Linked DNA regions of Homo sapiens: region 1 is linked to region 2. A link is an interaction called in ENCODE POLR2A ChIA-PET data of the cell type or tissue named here. Cell type or tissue: MCF 10A. All regions are shown on one strand. Links, peaks and the distances in the headings refer to the core of each region. The heading gives the core; the rest is flanking DNA.

What was found. ChIA-PET counts read pairs that join two places held together with the same protein. Peaks named below come from ENCODE experiments on the same cell type or tissue, not always from the same donor. Only the 100,000 strongest peaks of a DNase experiment are listed, where the experiment ranks them.
Region 1: POLR2A ChIA-PET joins it to region 2 with 6 read pairs; 2 of 35 experiments call an interaction of 5 or more read pairs at or near these places.

Annotation. Positions count from the first base shown.
Region 1 is chr1:244,288,163-244,293,545 of GRCh38, reverse strand. The region is part of intron 1 of LOC105373262 (a long non-coding RNA gene); the gene reads left to right. Among named protein-coding and RNA genes, the nearest start is that of SPMIP3, 62 kb to the left of the region's middle. In MCF 10A, for the core only: no CTCF peak of the experiment used is centred there; a DNase peak (open chromatin) is centred at 3,365.
Region 2 is chr1:243,902,783-243,908,165 of GRCh38, reverse strand. No RefSeq gene overlaps it. Among named protein-coding and RNA genes, the nearest start is that of LINC02774, 12 kb to the left of the region's middle. In MCF 10A, for the core only: no CTCF peak of the experiment used is centred there; no DNase peak of the experiment used is centred there.

The sequences.
Region 1 (5,383 bases), core at 281-5,280, 390 kb before region 2:
ACCTGGGCTTCAACCCCCAGACATCCTGATTTAATTGGGGTGGGGCGGAGCAAAGTCATCAATGTATTTTGACGACTTTACTGAACTATAATTCACATGCCATAAAATTCACTCTTTGAGCCGGGTGTGGTGGTTCACACCTGTAATTCCAGCACTTTGAGAGGCTGGGGCAGGAGGATCACCTGAGCCCAGGAGTTTGAGACCAGGCTGGGCAACAGAGTGAGGCTCCATCTCTACAGAAAATTAAAAAATTAGCTGGGTGTTGTGGTATGCGCCTGTAGTCCCAGCCTCTCAGGAGGCTGAGATGGGAAGATCTCTTGAGCCCAGGAGGTCGAGGCTGAAATGAGCTATGATCATGCAACTGCATTTCGGCCTGGGTAACAGAGCAAGGCTCTGAAAAAAAAAAAAATCCACTCTTTGAAAGTGTATAGTTCGATGGGTTTTTAGTTATTTACAATGTTGTGCAACCATCACATCTATGTAATTTTAGAACATCTTCATCACCCCCAAAAGAAACCAAGGTACCTGTTAGCAGTCGCTTCCTATTTACTTCCCCACCAAGCCCTAGGCAACTACTAATCTACTTTGTCTTCATAGATTTGCCCATTCTGGATCTTTCATTTAAATGGGATTGTACAACGCAGTTTTCGGTGACTGGCTTCTTTCTCTTGGCGTAATTGTTTTGAGTTTCACTCATGTTGTAGCACATGTTAGTCCAGTTGACTCTTGAACAATCAGGGTTTGAAATAAGTGAAAGCGTGCATACAAGGATTTTTTTCAATACACGTTACACCGAGAGTGCCTGCCTCTCCTGCCTCCCCCTTCCACTCCTTCCCATCTTCTGCCTCTGCCTCCCCTGAGACAGCAAGACCAGCCCCTCCTCCTCCTCAGCCTACTCAACATGAAAAGGATGAGGAGGAAGACCTTTATGATGACCCACTTCCTCTTAATCAATAGGAAATATATTTGCTGTCCCTTGTGATTCTCTTAATAACATTTTCTATTCTCTAGCTTACATTATTGTAAAAATACAGTATATGATACATACAACATACTAAACATGTATTAATTGACTATGTTATTGGCAAGACTTCCATTCAACAGTAGGCTATTAGTAGTTAAGTTTTGGAGGAATCCAAAGATACACATAGATTTTTGACTGTGCAGGGGTCAGTGACGCTAACCCTTGCATTGTTCAAGGCCAACTGTACTTCATTCCTTTTTATGGCCAAATAATATTTTCTTCTATGGATATACTATATTTTAAGCATGGATGGTTTTAAAGGATTCCAGAAAGTTCTAATGTGTATCCATGATTAAATCATTATGACCCTGCTGGGCTGTGTAGCACATATGGCTGAGACAGGATAGAGTCAATAAGAGCCTCTGGTGAAGACAGTCTCCAACAATACTGTGTACGTGTCTTGATTTACTGGCAGGAAAAAAGTTTGCACCTGTAGTTGGCACCCCCCTGTTTTGTAGTTCAGTTGCTGCCACCCTCAGAGGAGCTGGTGGGTGCTGGGCTGCAGGTGACACATGAAAGAAGGGACGCAGAGAGGCAGAGGCACCAGCGGGCCAGAGCCCCAGGCGGGAGGGATCCCGGTCGCTCTCTGGTGAGGGGGCCATGAGGTCCCAGGAAAGTCCTGGGAACATTACTTTGGGTAGAGCAGAAAGAGGCCAGAAAGTTGCTTCTAAAACCTGAAAATGATTCCATGGAGTTGGAGAAGCGCCCTTGCGGTGTAAAGGTTGGATGTAGCTGTGAAGACATCAGAAAGCGTCTGCTGGTGTGAGGACGTGCTGGTGGCGTCTGGCCCTTTCTTCCCTGGGCTGCTTGCTGCTGTGCCCGGTTCCTGTCCCCACGCCTTTGTTTGGCCCTTTGTCCCACTGTCCACTCACTGGAAGACCCCAACAGGATTCTTACCAAATAGATGAGTTGATGCCAACCCACCGAAATTACCATTCGCTGGGTAGGAAAAGATGGTCACACCTGTTCTCATCCCATTCAGTGTCTTTATTGCACTCAGGAGTAGTTCAGCAGCTGTTCAGACCATTAATGGGAAGTGGGCTAATACTTCTGTCCCTGCTTTTTTTTTTTTAAACTTGGGAGGAAACAGAGTGATTTCTTAACATGATCACAAAGCAAGATAAAGGCAGATGAAGGCACAGAACTCACAAATGCAGTCATGAAGAGACCTCCCATATTCTGGGGTAACAGGAAGGGGCCCTGTTTTCCCCACCATGCCCACCAAACTCCTCCCCATTCAGCAGCCCCAGCGAGCTTTATAAAATAAAAATCAGAGAATGCCCCTCCTTCTCCTCCACTTGAGACCCCCCAGTGGCTTTCCTACACTTAGGATGAAATCTAAAATACCAGCCTGGTGCAGTGGCTCACACCTGTAACCCCAGCACTTTGGGAGGCTGAGGTGGGCAGATCACCTGAGGTCAGAAGTTCGAAACCTGCCTAGCCAACATGGAGAAACCCTGCCTCTACTGAAAAAACAAAAACAAAACCAAAAATTAGCTAGGTGTGATGGTGTGCACCTGTAATCCCAGCTACTAGGGAGGCTGAGGCAGGATGATCGCTTGAACCCGGGAGGCAGAGGTTGCAGTGAGCCGAGATGGTGCCCCTGCACTCCAGCCTGGGTGACAGAGCAAGACTCTGTCTCAAAAAAAAAAAAAAGAAAGAAAAAAAAGAAATATAAAATCCCTACCCTTGAGGAAAAGCCTCACAGACGCGAGGCTGTGCCCCAGTCAGTTCTACCCACACGAATTGCCCCTCTCTCCATAAAGCACATCCAGCCTTTCCTACTTCAGGGCCGTGGCACTTGATTCTTGGTTTTCTTTCTCTTTCTCCATCCAACATATTCATCACCTGCCTCAGCTTTGATGTTGTTTCCTCAAAGACACCTTCTTTCCTCCCTACCCACTGTCGAAATGAGGGGCCACTCTTTCGCCCACAGTATTCTTTGATGATCTCATACAGTTCATTACTCTTTGAAATTCTGTGGTCATTGTTTCTTTAACATCCGTCCCTCCACTAGACCCTAAGCTATATGTTGAGTTTATTCCTACTTTATTCCCCCGAACAGTGCCTGGCTGCAATTAGGCATTGAGCAATGCCTGCTGAGGAAGGGTTGGGTGCATGGATTTACAGAGGGATTCTGGAATTCCAGAGTGCTGGGGGTGGGGGTACTATTAGGGGCTGCAGTCATCAGGGAAAGTGGGAGAGCTATGGGAAGATTATAAGGAAAGGAGGGGAGTCAGGCCTGGAGCGGGGTTAGCTACCCACAGTGTATAGAAACAGGAGGACAAAATTGAGGGAATGTTTACTTCCAGGAAAGACATGGCCAGACGCCAAACAAGTCATCAAGAAAACAGATTCAAGATACAGGTGATTGGCTGGGCATGGTGGCTCATGTCTGTAATCTCAGTGCTTTGGGACACGGAGGCGGTAGGATAGCTTGAGGCCAGGAGTTTGAGATCAGCCCGGGTAACATGGCAAGACCCCATCTCCAATTACATATATGTAATCTGAGCATGGTGGCTTGCCTATAGTCCTAGTTACTCGGGAGGCTGAGGAGGGAGGATTGTAAAAAGGCAAGACTCTGTCCCAGAGACCTCAGTCTCTCCATGGGCATAGGTTAGGAGAGAGTTGAGTGTAAAGAAGCTCTTTCCAGGGTGTTCATGTAGCCTTTCCCCACATACTTTCATGCACTGCCTCCCCCTCTTTATTCTTCTCCCAGGCACAGAATCAAATTGATCGCAATTATTAATTCATAGCATGCTATTATCGTTGTCCCCACAAGGCTCCTCTTCTATTGTCAAGTAAATTGTTATGTCACCCTTTGTATCCCAGCTCCAATCCCATTGTCCTTCCGGTTCCCAGGCATACCCAGACTTATATACTTAATGCGTGCATCTCCCTCCAATCCACCTCCCACCACACAGATATATGTATATATCCTCCATAATATACAGTATTTTTGTATAGGTATACATATGTGCTTTTTTTTTTTTTTTTGAGACAGAGTCTCATTCTGTTGCCCAGACTGGAGTGCAGTGGTACAACTGATCAATGTTCACTGCAGCCTGGACCTCCCAGGCTCAAGTGATCCTCCCACCGCAGCCTCCTGAGTAGCTTGGGACCATAGGCACATGCCACCATGCATAGCTAATTTTTTGTACTTTTGGTAAAGACAGGGTTTAGCTATGTTGTTCAGGCTGGTCTCAAACTCCTGAGATCAAAGTGCTGGGATGACAGGCATGAGCCACTGTGCACAGCTGTATATTGTTTAAAAAGTCTTATACATGTTATTATGCTAAAAATATTCTGTTTCTTACATTTTTGTCTTAACATTTATAGTTTTGAGATTTATACATGTGTGTACAGTCTAAGTGATTTCTTCTATCACAAAGCATTTAGCCAAATGTATATAGCTTATTTTGCTTGTCCGTTTTCCTAGTATGGCCCCTAGATTACCTCCAACTCTGCAGTATATACAGCTCTGTGTGATCCTTTTGTGTATATCTCTTTGTGACCTTGTGTGACAATTTCTCCAGGATATATACCAAGCATGGTTTCCCTGGGTCCTGGGGAATACCTATAGAAAATTCTCTTCCAAATGGCTTCACCAGCTAATATTTCAACCAACAATGCTCAAAGGTTCACATTTCCCCATGTCTTTGCCACCACTTGATATTGTCCAACTTTCTAATTTTTGCCAGCTTGATATGTGTAAGGTGGTATTTTGTTAATTCAGTAGGATTTTTCAAAACCTGAGTGTCTGTAGCCATCTTTGCTGGGACTGAAGAGAACGTCATTACTGTATCAAATGTGGTGTGAACTACATTTCTATGAGTCTTATAGCCTTTTCCCCCCCTAATTTGAAGAGTAGTTTGTAAGTATATAATAAAAGTACCTGCCTCATAGAGTTGTTGTAAGGGTGAGCTAAGGGTCTGGTTCATAGTATGTGCTCAGTAAAAGTAAATCACTATTATTATTATTGTTATTGTCATCATTACTGTGAATAGAAAGTAATTAGCATGGTGTTTGGTACATGGCATTCCACTGGAGTGTAAGTTCCACAAGAAAAGGGAGTTTGTGTCTTTCTTGATCATGGAACAGTGTTTGGCCCATAGTAGGTGCTCAGTAAGAATTTGTTGAATAAATGCGTAATAACTGGAAGTGGCTATAATGATGGCAATGATGCATATAAAGCTAAGGGCTCCATAAATGTTAGCTAATAAATGTTAGCTCTTATTATAATTAACTCATGTCATGGGGGCCCCCAAAGGAAGGAGCTAGGCCAGTGGTTCTCAAAATTGATTGTAGTTTGGAATCACCTACCCTTTGGAATAATGATGTTAAAAATAACCAACAGCT
Region 2 (5,383 bases), core at 257-5,256:
TGCAGTGAGCCAAGATCGTGACTACACTCCAGCCTGGGCAACAGGGCAACAGAGTGAGAGAAAGAAAGAAAAGAAGGAAGGAAAGAAAGAAAGAAAGAAAGAAAAAGAAAGAAAGAAAGAAAGAAAGAAAGAGAGAAAGGAAGGAAGGAAGGAAGGAAGGAAGGAAGGAAGGAAGGAAGGAGGGAAGGAAGGAAGGATCTTCACATGGGCAATAAGCTAGGACTTTCATTCCAATCAACCCGTTCCTGCAGCTGTTTAAATCTTCATGCTCCAGTTTTGTTTGTCCATATTAGGGCTTTTGCCCATCAAGCTCTTTTGGTTTGGTGGCTAGTTATAGAAAAGAGGTTAATTTGAGGGAAGACTATTGGGTACCCAATAAAACTGGTATCCCTTTGGATGCTTCTAGGCTAACACTCTAGTTATTTTCCCTTAAGTCAAGGTACTTATACAACTTCCAGAAGGTTTGCACAACTTACTACTGGTATACAGATTATAGAATTAAGTAATATAGAAAAAAATAACAGCCATATCAAACCATGAAGCAATAATTTGGACTAAAGTTTGGATTTTTTTTAAGTATTAAAAGATGCTGGCCAGGTGCAGTGGCTCACACCTGTAATCCCAGCACTTTGGGAGGCTGAGGTGGGCACATTGCTTGAGCCCAGGAGTTTGAGACCAGCCTGGGCAACATGGTGAAAGCCTGTCTCTACAAAAAATACAAAAATTAGCCATGTGTGGTGGTATGTGCCTGTAGTGCCAACCACTCAGGAGGCTGAAGTAGGAGAATCACTTGAGCCCAGGAGGTTGAGGCTGCAGTAAGCTGTGTTCACACCTCACACCACTGTACTCCAGTCTGGGTGACAGAGTGAGACCCTGCCAAGAAAGAAAGAAAAGAAAAGAAAAGAAGGAAAGAAAGAAAGAAAGAAAGAAAGAAAGAAAGAAAGAAAGAAAGAAAGAAAAGAAAGAAAGAAAGAAAGAAAGAAAGAAAGAAAGAAAGAAAGAAAAGAAAAAGAGAAAATGATGTTAGCTTCACGTGAAAGATTATTATATTAATTCTATCTCTATGTCTGTCATAGTTCTCCATAACAAAATATCCCAAAAGACTAACATCTATTTGTTTAAGCTGATTTTGACAATAAACAGTACAAAGCACATTTAGTTTTGTTAACTATAAAAAGATTGAGCTTGCATATAAGACACAAGTTCCTGAACAGAAAGGCACAAGAATAACGAGAGGCTACCACAGCCACCCCTGGAACAATGGTGAGCACTCAATTCTTTTCAGGAAATGTGAGAATCATAAATGGAGACATTTGCAAACAGGAGAGGCAAATTTAAATTCTGAATGTTTAGGAACTAGCTAGTCACAGGAGGTTGTAATAGGTGAATTTTTGAGGGTCCTCATACCTCAGCCTTCTACATCTGTATATATGTATTCGTAAATATCGAGTTGTAATTTAAAAATTCAATCAGTCATTATTATCTAGTCTGTATTTGAGATTTTAAAAAAACAGATATCTGGAAACCTCATTTAATGCCATGAAGAGAGAAAGAAATTATACAGCCTAAAGCACTATAAGCCTGCCACCTTATAGAGCACTCATATTCTCAATTACTGAAATAATTTAAAATAAAGTTGGTCATTTTCTTCCCTGTTTGAGTAGCATATGTTACAGTCAAGAGATTTGCTCACAAGTTTTGCCATCTTTCTGAATTTTCCTGTCCTCATTATTTTTTAAACATGTCAATAAGAGCAAACATAGATTGTGCACTTACTATGTCCCAGATATGATATGAAAACACTTCGTGTACACTCTTTCCCCTGCCATAGTGTCCATTTGACAGATAAGAAGCCTGAGGCATGTAAAGAATAAGTCACTTGCCCAAGGTTTTTCAAGGATGGATCTGGGATTTGAATTTCTGGTGAAGCAGTCAAGGTTCTTAGCGGCAAAAATAGAAACTGACTAGCTGGTTTTCGCGAAAAGAAAAAATTATTTAAAAGATGATATGGAATTTCCAGGAGGGCTACAAAAACAGCCATGAGAAAATGGACAGGAACGGCCGAGCAAGGTGGCTCACGCCTGTCATCCCAACACTTTGGGAGGCTGAGGCGGGCGGATCACAAGGTCAGGAGTTCAAGACCAGCCTGGCCAATATGGTGAAACCCCATCTCTACTAAAAATACAAAAATTAGCTGGGCATGGTGGTGGGCACCTGTAGTCCCAGCTACTTGGGGGGCTAAGGCAGGAGAATTGCTTGAACCCCAGAGGCGGAGTTGCAGTGAGCCGAGATCACGCCACTGCACTCCAGCCTGGGCAACAGAGAGAGGCTCCATCAGAAAAAAAAAAAAAAAAAAAAAAGGGACAGGAACAAAGGGAAGCTATGCAGGAAGAACCACAGGCCCAATCATGCTACTAAACCAGCCTGGCTGATTCCACTGTGCAGTTACATTAGACATGAGTGGCAGCGACCTGCAGCCCCAACAATGCTAGCACTGGGCACTGGACATTGATGCCAACACCACTGCTCTTTGATACCTTGGAAATCGGGTTTTACAGCTACCACTGCTGCCACCAGAAAGAATCTTTCACTCTACCTGCATTTTTGTAACACCAGATCCTAATGTGAAATCTGGAGCAGGTGAGTCCATTTGGCTGAGTCTAGGTCATGGGCCAGACACCAGCAGCAAGGAAGACTGAGAAATGAGTAGTCTTACACTTTTAGCTTCTCAATAGTGAGGGTGGGATCTAACTTGCATCAAGATTCCCATGGTGAGAAATCTCCTCCTAAGAAGAAAAAGGCCAGATATTGTTCATCACCATATCTTAAGCCATTTATGCCTAGTATTCCATTATTGGAACTTTAAGCTTGTGGGAGTTATTTATATCCTACTGCTCAAGGTCATCGCCAAGGTCTGATTTTTCACAAAAAAATTTTGCAACCTCCGGCATAAGTGGGTTTTAAGCATTTAGCGTAATACCTACCGCTAAGTAGTTGTTTAACTAATATATGTGAAACGAAAAAATGAATGTATGGTCCAGTTGTCTCGGGGAGGGACACAGGGAAAAGCAGGAAAACACTATCAATAGCTAATAACACGATTGACATGGGCAGACCAGAAAGCGCATGCAAGTGAAAGTTACAGGTAGTGGACGAGTTAGCCTGGAGCCCCTCCTCCAGCACACGTGGAAACTGCCAAGGCTAGCACTGGTCTGCTTCCTTACATCCTGGGTATGTCATCTCTACCAGCGGTCCAGATCCTCACCCACAGCAAGAAGGCAAATCTGAAGAGCCCCAAACCCGCAGTACTGGTGACTACAGCTGTTGCCAAGCAGACCAGAAACAACTCATTTGAAAGCATGGAGAAAGCAGTGAGTGCCACCTAGGTACAAAAGGTTTTCCAGGCATTATCTCATGTAATCAGAACTTCAACACTGTGAAGTAGCTACTCTTTTTTTTTTTTTTTTTTTCTGAGAGAGTCTCGCTCAGTCGCCCAGGCTGGAGTGAAGTGGCGCGATCTCCGCTCACTGCAAGCTCCGCTTCCCGGGTTCACGCCATTCTCCTGCCTCAGCCTCCCGAGTAGCTGGGACTACAGGCGCCCTCCACCACGCCCGGCTAATTTTTTGTATTTTTAGTAGAGACGGGGTTTCACCATGTTTGCCAGGATGGTCTCCATCTCCTGACCTCGTGATCCACCCGCCTGGGCCTCCCAAAGTGCTGGGATTATAGGCATGAGCCACCGCACCCGGCCGAAGTAGCTACTCTTTGCAGCTCCATTTTACAGACTAGAAGAGCTAAGGCTCGGGGAGATCAGCTTGCCCAACGTTATATAACTAGGAATTGGCAGAATCTGGCTTTGAGTCATATCTCATTGGCTCCACATCCATCCTCTTAAGCGCTACACAACACTATACAACGGAAACTTAAACTATAAAAATAGGTCATTGCGGAAAGCATTTCTGTTACAGAATTTACTAGCTTCACTGTCAACTTATCTCATTATTTCTTATTTCACATTTTTACAGGAGAAATCAGCCTACACTTGAGCTGGCTCCTGTGAGGGAAATGGAGGGCTGTGCTTGATGCTCTCCAAGGTTCTGAAAACCAATGTTTGAAATTTAAAATTTAACTGCCAGAGTAAAGGTAGCATCATTTTATATTGGCTCTTCAATTTTTACACCCAGGGCAAAGCCATCTGTGAGCGGATGAAAATGAAATAATTATGAAATTTAGGCAGTTCTTAAGAAACTAAGTTTTCAACACACCCACATCCATTCACTAAAATTAAGGGATATGAACTCTGAAAACAGACTTCCTTTATACATTTTTGGCTTTTCTCCACAGTTATGAAAGTCAATCCATGCCAGTAATGTCTAAAATCACGATGGGAATTTTTTGAGTGCCGCAGTAAATATATTCTCTTGGATATGTATCATCAGTCCTGGAATGTTGCTGAGGCCAGAGTAAGCATCTGGAACCAGGGTACCTGGTGGCATAGGCAAGAAACAGCCAGTGGGGTGAGGATCGGAATCAGAATTGGCAGCCAGAGAGTCTGGAATAAGAAAAGAAATCAAAAGGAAAGGAAGGGAGTAAAGATCTGAAATAAAGAAAAAAATACCCTAAAAGCTTGAAAGGGGCCAGGCAGAAAGGAGATGAGGCTGTGGCCAGTGGCAAGTCATGGCTTTCAATTCATGGGGAGAAAGGTATCATCTGCTGTCTCTTTACTCCTAATACCAACTGCAGCGATGCTGTTTCTTTCCAAGTCTTTCTACATAGCTCCACGGGGGTTGACATTGGGCTGGACTGACATCTGCTGCTACTTCTTGCTGCATTCTGTGCTATTTGGAGATATTCTATTGATATCATCCTTCTTTGACCTTGCTTCACTCTTCCCCCTCCCAACTCTCCTTCCGCTGTCCTATTTGTAGCAACCGCTTTAGTCCACTAACAAGGGCTCTTTTATCTATTGGTCCTGCTCTTGCTTTTGTTTCTCTTGTCTATTTGGAGTTAGCTTCTTGATAGAAAGCCAGCACAAATTCTCTCTTGTCCTTGAGAAACTGTTGAACATAGCTGACTTGTTATAACCAGCAGGTAAAAGGATAAGCTAATTCTATATTTCACAGTAGTCTGTTTAGCAGCCTTAAACTTTAGCTAAGCAAATAACCATTTTCCTTTGCAGAAATTGTCATCCTGCCCTTATAATAACAATCCCAAGCCACTGAGTTGCAGAGACCACATGTGTTTAGAATAAATAAATAAAAAGAACTGAGCTCCTGTCATATGGATTCTGGCTTAGGCTGTTTGGATCCTGCCACTGCAGCTGAAGATGGGTTGCTGCTTACAGAATACTAATTGCTATTACTATTCTGAACTGATCTCTCTT